2 separate regions of the Homo sapiens genome follow, and region 2 is linked to region 1. Evidence: chromatin loops called from intact Hi-C (ENCODE). Cell type or tissue: A673. All regions are shown on one strand. Links, peaks and the distances in the headings refer to the core of each region. The heading gives the core; the rest is flanking DNA.

Region 1 (4,393 bases), core at 137-4,136:
GTGATCCGCCCACCTTCGCCTCTCAAAGTGTTGGGATTACAGGCGTGAGCCACCATGCCCAGCCTTTTTTTATTTTTTTGAAGTGGAGTCTCGCTCTGTTGCCCAGGCTGGAGTGCAGTGGTGCAATCTTGGCTTACTGCAACCTCCGCCTCCTAGGTTCAAGCAAGTCTCCTGCCTCAGCCTCCCAAGTAGCTGGGACTACAGGCACCCGCCACCACGCCCAGCTAATTTTTGTATTTTTAGTAGAGATGGGGTTCACCATATTGGCCAGGACGGTCTTGATCTCCTGACCTCGTGTTCCGCCTAGCTCGGCCTCCCAAAGTGCTGGGATTACTTGCGTGAACCAACGCGCCCGGCTTATCATGCAAATTATGTATAAAAATTATGTTTTTTTCTTTTTTTGAGACAGTCTCTCACTCTGTTGCCCAGGCTGGAGTGCAGTGGCACAATCTCGGCTCACTGCAGCTTCTGCTTCCCAGGTTCAGGTGATTCTCGTGCCTCAGCCTCCCGAGTAGCTGGGATTACAGGAACGCACCACCATGCCCGGCTAATTTTTTAAATATTTTTAGTAGAGACGGGGTTTCACCATGTTGCACAGGCAGGTCTTGAACTCCTGACCTCTGATGATCTACCCACCTTGGCCTCCCAAAGTGATAGGATTACAGGTATGAGCCACTGCACTCAGCCTAAAATTATGTATTTTTAAGAACTGCTCAAAAAGTGCTATTTCCAACAATACATTTAGACCAAAATGCTTTTTCTCTTTTTTTCAAGATGCAGTCTCATCTCTGTCACAAAGGCTGGAATGCGGTGGCTTGATCTCAGCTCACTGCAACCTCTGTCTCTTGGGCTCAAGTGAGTCTCCTGTCTCAGCCTCCCAAGTTACTGGGATTACAGGCATGTGCCACCATGCCTGGCTAATTTTTATATTTTTAGTAGAGACAGGGTTTCACCATACTGGCCAGGATGGTCTTGATCTCCTGACCTCAGGTGATCCACCCGCCTTGGCCTCCCAAAGTGCTGGGATTACAGGCGTGAGCCATCATGCCCAGCATGCTTTTTCTCTTTTTAAAAAGTAGAGACAGGGTCTTGGTTTGTTGCCCAGGTTGGTCTTGAACTCCTGGGCTCAAGCAATTCTCCTGCCTCGTCCTTCCAGAGTATTGGGATTATAGCTATAAGCCACTGTACCTGGCCCAAAATGCTTTCAAAAACAATTAAAAATGCAGGATATTAGAAAAAAACTTACAGCATCAAAGAGCTGACAAGATAGTAACAGAACATTTTGGGAAAAAAGAAACCATTCTAAGAAAAGCACAGAAGACCCCCTCTGCCCTATGGACATTTGCTGATCTTAGAAAACCTGGGCTGACGGCCGTGTGTGGTGGCTCATGTCTGTAACCCCAGCACTTTGGGAGGCCGAGGCGGGCAGATCACCTGAGGGCGGGAGTTCGAGACCAGCCTGACCAAGACGGAGAAACCCTGTCTCTACTAAAAATACAAAATTAGCTGGGCATGGTGGCGCATCCCTGTACATCCCAGCTACTCGGGAGGCTGAGGCAGGAAAATCGCCTGAACCCGGGAGGCAGAGGTTCCGGTGAGCCAAGATTGTGCCATTGCACTCCAGCCTGTGCAACAAGAGCAAGACTCAGTCTAAAAAAAAAGAAAACAATTCTTTTAAAAACCTCATCAGCTCATCAGCGCCTGTAGTCCCAGCTAATCAGGAGGCTGAGACAGAAGGATTGCTTGAACCCAGGAGGCGGAGGTGGCAGTGAGCCAAGATCACATCACTGCACTACAGCCTGAGTGATACAATGAGACTCTGTCTCTAAATAAATAAATAAAAATGAAAATCTCATCAGACATTAAAATGTCCAGCTTGAACTTAAAAGTGCCAGTGAAAACTAACACTGTTCTTCAACCCACCTCCCCTCCTGAGAGGAAGCTACTGCTATGTTGCTTGTGTATCCTTCTGGAAAGAACTTGAGGCATACATAGGCATATATAAATGTATTACTAGCCACTCTGTAAAAACCTTACTTGTATTTTTTGTAATATACAAACCATCCAAACGTTAATCAATGGGAGAATGGATAAACTGCAGTACAATAACAACAGCAGATGCTGGACTATCACAGAACAATAAACATGAAGGAATCACTGCTACACACAATGGACGGTGACTCACTCAATTATAACGTTGAGCAAAAGAAGCCAGACTTAAAGAGTACATACTGTGTAATTCCATTATATAAAGTTCACAAACAGGCAGCACTAATCCAAGATGTTAGACATCAGGACAGGACAGGCGCAGTGGCTCACACCAGTAATCCCAGCATTTTGGGAGGCCAAGGTAGGAGGATCACTTGAAACTAGCCTGGGCAACAAAGTGAGACCCTGTTTCTATAAAGTAAAAACTTAAAATCGGCTGGGAACAGTGGCACATATCAGAGTTCGAGACCAGGCTGGGCAACATGGCCAAACCCCATCTCTACTAAAAATACCAAAAATTAGCCAGTCGTGGTGACGTGCGCCTGTAATCTCAGCTACTTGGGAGGATGAGGTAGGACAATCACCTGAACCCAGGAAGTTGAGGCTGCAGTGAGCTGAGATCACACCACTGCACTCCAGCCTGGGCAACCAGAGTGAGACCTTGTCTCAAAAAAGAGAGCCGGATGCAGTGGCTCACGCCTGTAATCTCAGCACTTTGGTAGGCCGAGGTGGGTGGATCACGAGGTCAGGAGATTGAGACCATCCTGGCTAACACAGTGAAACCCCGTCTCTACTAAAAAATACAAAAAATTAGCCAGGTGTGGTGGCGGGTGTCTGTAGTCCCAGCTACTCGGGAGGCTGAGGCAGGAGAATGGCGTGAACCTGGGAGGTGAAGCTTACAGTGAGCTGAGATCGCGCCACTGCACTCCAGCCTAGGCGACAGAGCGAGACATCTCAAAATAAAATAAAATAAAATAAAAATAAAATAATACCGGGCGCGATGGCTCACGCCTGTAATCCTAGCACTCTGGGAGGCCGAGGCGGGCGGATCACAAGGTCAGGAGTTGGAGACCAGTCTGGTCAACATAGTGAAACCCTGTCTCTACTAAAAATACACAAAATATTAGCTGGGTGTGGTGGTGTGAGCCTGTAATCCCAGCTACTCAGGAGGCTGAGGCAAGAGAATCGCATGAACCCGGGAGGCAGAGGTTGCAGTGAGCCAAGATCGTGCCACTGCACTCCAGCCTGGACGACAGAATGACACTCCATCTCAAAAAAAAAAAAAAAGCTTTGTGCAGTGGCAGTATGGCCAATGAGGGTTATGTGAGGTGTGATTATTGCTAACTAAAAATAAAAAAATAAAGAAGGCAGCAGGACAATGGCTTCCCACTTGTAAAGTACTCCAACAGTATACAAAGCACCATCCCCCTTTCTCCAATCTCATCTTCACAGCCTCCTTTCTCAGGCTACTCGGGCATACTACAACTGTCCCTTAAACTTATTGGCCTCACTCCTCTTCGGGGCCTTTGCTCTAACTGTTCCTCTGCCTGGAAGGCTCTTCCTCCAGATATCTGGTGAGCTATTTTTTTTTTTTTTGAGACGGAGTGTCGCTCTGTTGCCAGGCTACAGTGCAGTGCAGCGATCTCAGCTCACTGCAACCTCCGCCTCCTGGGTTCAAGTGATTCTCCTGCCTCAGCCTCCCGGGTAGCTGGGACTACAGGTATGCGCCACCATGCCCAGCTAATTTATTTTTAGTAGAGATGGGGTTTCACCATGTTGGCTAGGATGGTCTTGATCTCTTGACCCCATGATCTGTCCATCTCGGCCTCCCAAAGTGCTGGGATTACAGGCATGAGCCACCGTGTCCAGCCTTTGGTGAGCTATTAAGAACTCTCCACCAGATGGATCGCTTCAGGTCAGGAGTTTGAGACTAGCCTGGCCAACATGGCAAAACCCTGTCTCTACTAAAAATACAAAAATTAGCCAGGTGTGGTGGCGGCCTCTTATAATTCCAGCTACTCAGGATGCTGAGGCAGGAGAATTGCTTGAACCTGGGAGGCGGAGGTTGCAGGGAGCCGAGATTGCACCACTGCACTCTAGCCTGGGCGACAGACCAAGACTGTCAAAAAAAAAAAAAAAAAAACCAAAACACTACTCCCTCACCTCCTTCAAGTCTTAGCTTAGCTTAAACTTCACTTTCTCAACAAAGCCTGTCTGAACACCGTATTTAACATTGCAACCTGTGCTTCCCACCACCTCTGCCTTCCTTTACTCTGCAGTGCTTGGCAACTTCTTACTACATAGTTTGTTTAATTATAACATCTATTGTTTAATTATAACATCTATTGTTGGTAATCCCAGCACTTTGGGAGGCCAAGGCTGGCTGATCACCTGAGGTTGGGAG
Region 2 (4,393 bases), core at 268-4,267, 610 kb before region 1:
TTAAGAAATAAGCTTGCATTTGTCCTATATATTTATGAACATGTACAATATGTCTCAAGATATTCACAAAAAGAAATAATGCAGTACTTATAATACATAGTATATGTCTGACAGCATTATTATTAGTTGATATCTAATGGATCAGTATATAAAGCAAGTTTCATAATTTAATTTGAATGGTATATGATACCTTGATTTTTGTATTATTTGGCCAGATTGTACACAGTCTTGTCAGATTACATGTAAATTTTCATTGTTTTTGCCTTATCTACCTGGTGATGTGCTTAAATTAGAGGTCAGGAATGTGTCATTCTGCCAGTTTAAGTCAGGATGACCATCCAAAATTCCAAATTTTAGGCCAGGCATGGTGGCTCACACCTGTAATCCCAGCACTTTGGGAGGCCAAAGTGGGCAGATCACATGAAGTCAGGAGTTCGAGACTAGCCTGGCCAACATGGGGAAACCCCCATCTCTACAAAAATACAATAATTAGCTGGGCATGGTGGTGCCTGCCTCTAGTCCCAGCTACTCAGGAGGCTGAGGCGCAGGAGAATCATTTGAACCCAGGAAGCAGAGGTTACAGTGAGCCTTCATTGCACCACTGCACTCCAGCCTGGGCGATAGAGTGAGACTTTGTCTCAGAAAACAAAACAAATCCAAATTTTGAGGACCAATATGATCCTCAAAGTAAATGCTTGCTGGAGCATTTTGGTTTTGGGGGTTTAGGATGCTCAACCTGTAAATGAGAGTTGTATACTTAAAACCAGGTAATACAATCTATATCTCCACTTAAACAGTATATATAAACTATAATGATTGATAATGTGTCATAGTAAAAGTGACGAGGATACCAGTATCATTCCAAATGCTAAACATGAAGTTCTAATAATTTTTTTCTATATTCCATTGTGCTAATATTCCCCACTTCTGATCTTCACCCCATCACTTTTAATGTGCTAGATTAGACAGCAAAGAATTAAATTAGCTTTTTGTATTTTGTTTCTTCTTTTTTTTTTTTTTTTTTTTAAACCTTGGATGAGGTCTCAAGTGTCTTTTTGTTGGTTTCAGTGTCTAGTTCTGGCTCCTACCAGAGAGCTTGCCCAGCAAGTACAGCAGGTGGCCGATGACTATGGCAAATGTTCTAGATTGAAGAGTACTTGTATTTATGGAGGTGCTCCTAAAGGTCCCCAGATTCGAGACTTGGAAAGAGGTAATAATATATAGTGTAAAAGAATTGTTAGTTTATCTTACTTTACCAATTCCTGTGGAGGAAATTGGAGAAAAAAAGTGGGTTCTTGTGATAAACTCAGAATTTCAGCAGCTTAGAAATTCTCAGATGTGACTAAAACAGCTATTTTGAGAGAGAAGGTTCAGCATGGCTGGAAACTTTGTGAGGATTTGGTGATTGTACATAAGTCCTGACATGGTTTTGCGGTTACTTTGTTAAAATTTAGCTTCTCTGGGCCAGTGCGGTGGCTCATGCCTGTAATCCCAGCACTTTGGGAGGCCGAGGTGGGCGGATCACGAGGTCCAGAGATTGGGACCATCCTGGCTAACATGGTGAAACCCCGTCTCTACTAAAAATACGAAAAATTAGCCAGGCGTGGTGGCAGGTGCCTGCAGTCCCAGCTACTGGGGAGGCTGAGGCAGGAGAATGGCGTGAACCTGGGAGTCGGAGCTTGCAGTGAGCCGAGATCGTGCCACTGCATTCCAGTCTGGGTGACAGAGCAAGACTCCATCTCAAAAAAAAAAAAAAAAATAGCTTCTCTGCAGCATTGAGTACAGCCACCAGGGCTGCTGCTGCTGCATTTTTGTAGAGTCGGGGTCTTGCTATGTTGACCAGGCTGGTTGTGAACTGGCCTCAAGCGATCTTCCCGCCTCCTCTTCCCAAAGTGCTAGAACACAGCTGTGAGCCACTGCACCTAGTCGATTGGCTCGATCATTGGTTTTGTTTTACAGGTGTTGAGATCTGCATAGCCACTCCTGGACGTCTGATAGATTTCCTGGAGTCAGGAAAGACAAATCTTCGCCGATGTACTTACCTTGTATTGGACGAAGCTGACAGAATGCTTGATATGGGGTTTGAACCCCAGATCCGTAAAATTGTTGACCAAATCAGGGTGTGTAAAGCTAATAATAAGCAGTCTTTATGCCATTTGTCCAAGTTCCTTAGCCTGAAAGAAAGCCTTTCCTTTTTTGATAGCCTGATAGGCAGACACTGATGTGGAGTGCAACCTGGCCAAAAGAAGTAAGACAGCTTGCAGAGGATTTCCTTCGTGATTACACCCAGATCAACGTAGGCAATCTGGAGTTGAGTGCCAACCACAACATCCTCCAGATAGTGGATGTCTGCATGGAAAGTGAAAAAGACCACAAGTATGAAAGATATTTTACTCTGATTTGATAATGCTGATAAACCTTTTCTAATAACCCTCCAAAATTAGTACTGTAGAAACCAGTATATTTTGAGGCCTGAGAACATTAAAAGCATTGCTAGGTTTCTGATAATCCATCATCATATCATTTGTCAGAGCATTATGGTTAAATGCAAGGATTCTGAATTCTTGAGTTTGAAATTTAGCTCTGCTGATTACAAGCTGTATAATTTTGCACAATTTTGTGTCTTGGTGCTGCAGTTTCTTCATCTGTGAAATGGGAGTAATACCACTTACATGAGACTTGCTGTGAGGATGGTATGAGTTAGTATTTCTTGAGCACATAGCAGAACCTGACTCAGTACTCTAATAGTTATTAAAAATTTTAAAAGCGTAATGTGCAAAGAAAGTACTGTAGCCTTGGGAGTTGATATTGCAGACATAATCGTCCACATAATAACTTTCTGTGTGATGACTGCATTGTTGGTCATGTTTTCAGGTTGATCCAACTAATGGAAGAAATAATGGCTGAAAAGGAAAACAAAACAATAATATTTGTGGAGACAAAGAGACGCTGTGATGATCTGACTCGAAGGATGCGCAGAGATGGGTGAGTATAGCACCAAGGCAATTAACCTCTGGTTTTATAGTTAACTGGAAATTTCTAAATTGGTATTCCAAATGTTGTGTAATATTTCAATAATGCCTATCCATGCAGTTTGCTCTTTTAATGAGCACAGTCATCTATTCATGAAGCCTGACAAACCTTACAAAAATTGCATGATAGCATTTGGCTTTAAAGTTCGATTTTCTCCACTTTAAAAGATTTTTAAAATATTGGTCACTTTTCTTCTGATAGTTGGCCAGCTATGTGTATCCATGGAGACAAGAGTCAACCAGAAAGAGATTGGGTACTTAATGGTAAGTTTAAAACTAAGCATTTTCTGTTGATTCCCCACCCCCTGCCCATAAGTGAATGTTCATGCTCTATTTCAGGGATAGGCAAACTTTCTGTAAAGGGCCACATAGTAAGTATGCTTGGCTTTGTAAACCAAATGGTGGTCTCTGTTATAGCCACTCAGCACTGCTGTTTTAGGACAAAAGCTGTAGGCTGTAGATAATATGTAAAGAAGTGGCCTGGACTGGGCACCGTTGGTGGCTCATGCCTATAATCCTAACACTTTGGGAGGCTGAGGCGCGTGGATCACCTAGGCCCAGGAGTTCAAGACCGGTCTGGGCAACATAGTGAAATCCTGTCTCTAAAAGAAAAACAAAACAAAACAAAACTTAGCCAAGCTTGGTGGTGCACGCCTGTAACCCCAGCGACTCCGGAGATTGAGGTGGGAGGATTGCTTGAGTCTAGGAGACAGGTTGGAGTGAGCCAAGATCGTGCCACTCCAGCCTGGGTGACAGGGTGGGACCCTGTCTCAAAGAGATAAACGTGGCTATGTTCAGACAATATTTATTTGCAAAAATAGGCGTTGTGCCAGATTTGGCCCAAAGGCCAGTTTGTCTTACCCCTGTTGTATAGTTGATTGAATTACTGAGGGTACTTTTAGCGTGTGCTCATGGTTCTTTAAGGGCCACGATGCTGGCTCTTTAAACTTTTTCACAACTTTCACCACCCTCCCTTTATTAATAAAGTCTTCAATTTTTTCCTTCTGATTATAAAAATATAACTACCGTTTGGGGAGAATTAAACTGTTACTGAAATATTTAAAGAAAAATGTTTCTTAATGAGTCATATTTTAGCATATTTCCTTTCAGTCCTTTTTTTCAGGACTACTCTTAAGGGAAGCCATTGAGAAATGGAAGAGGCCATATTTTGTTTAAGAAATAAAATGTGGCCGGACACAGTGGCTCACGCCTGTAATCCCAGCACTTTGGGAGGCTGAGGTGGGCGGATCACCTGAGGTTGGGAGTTCGAGACCAGCCTGACCAACATGGAGAAACCCCGTCTCTACTAAAAATACAAAATTAGCCGGGCATGGTGGCATATGCCTGTAATCCCAGCTATT

What was found. Hi-C counts contacts between places; a loop is a spot of excess contacts. Peaks named below come from ENCODE experiments on the same cell type or tissue, not always from the same donor. Only the 100,000 strongest peaks of a DNase experiment are listed, where the experiment ranks them.
Region 2: a loop joins it to region 1, with 6 times the contacts of the local background. A loop is called at or near these places in 1 of 110 quality-filtered maps.

The regions. Positions count from the first base shown.
Region 1 is chr22:37,878,686-37,883,078 of GRCh38, reverse strand. The region is part of intron 11 of EIF3L (eukaryotic translation initiation factor 3 subunit L); the gene reads right to left. Among named protein-coding and RNA genes, the nearest start is that of MICALL1, 25 kb to the left of the region's middle. RefSeq lists a silencer at 2,842-3,001. In A673, for the core only: no CTCF peak of the experiment used is centred there; a DNase peak (open chromatin) is centred at 2,208.
Region 2 is chr22:38,492,613-38,497,005 of GRCh38, reverse strand. It overlaps DDX17 (DEAD-box helicase 17), which reads left to right. Exons shown (of 13, transcript NM_006386.5): 6 at 1,069-1,210; 7 at 1,960-2,120; 8 at 2,204-2,376; 9 at 2,875-2,985; 10 at 3,235-3,296. Among named protein-coding and RNA genes, the nearest start is that of DDX17, 12 kb to the left of the region's middle. In A673, for the core only: no CTCF peak of the experiment used is centred there; no DNase peak of the experiment used is centred there.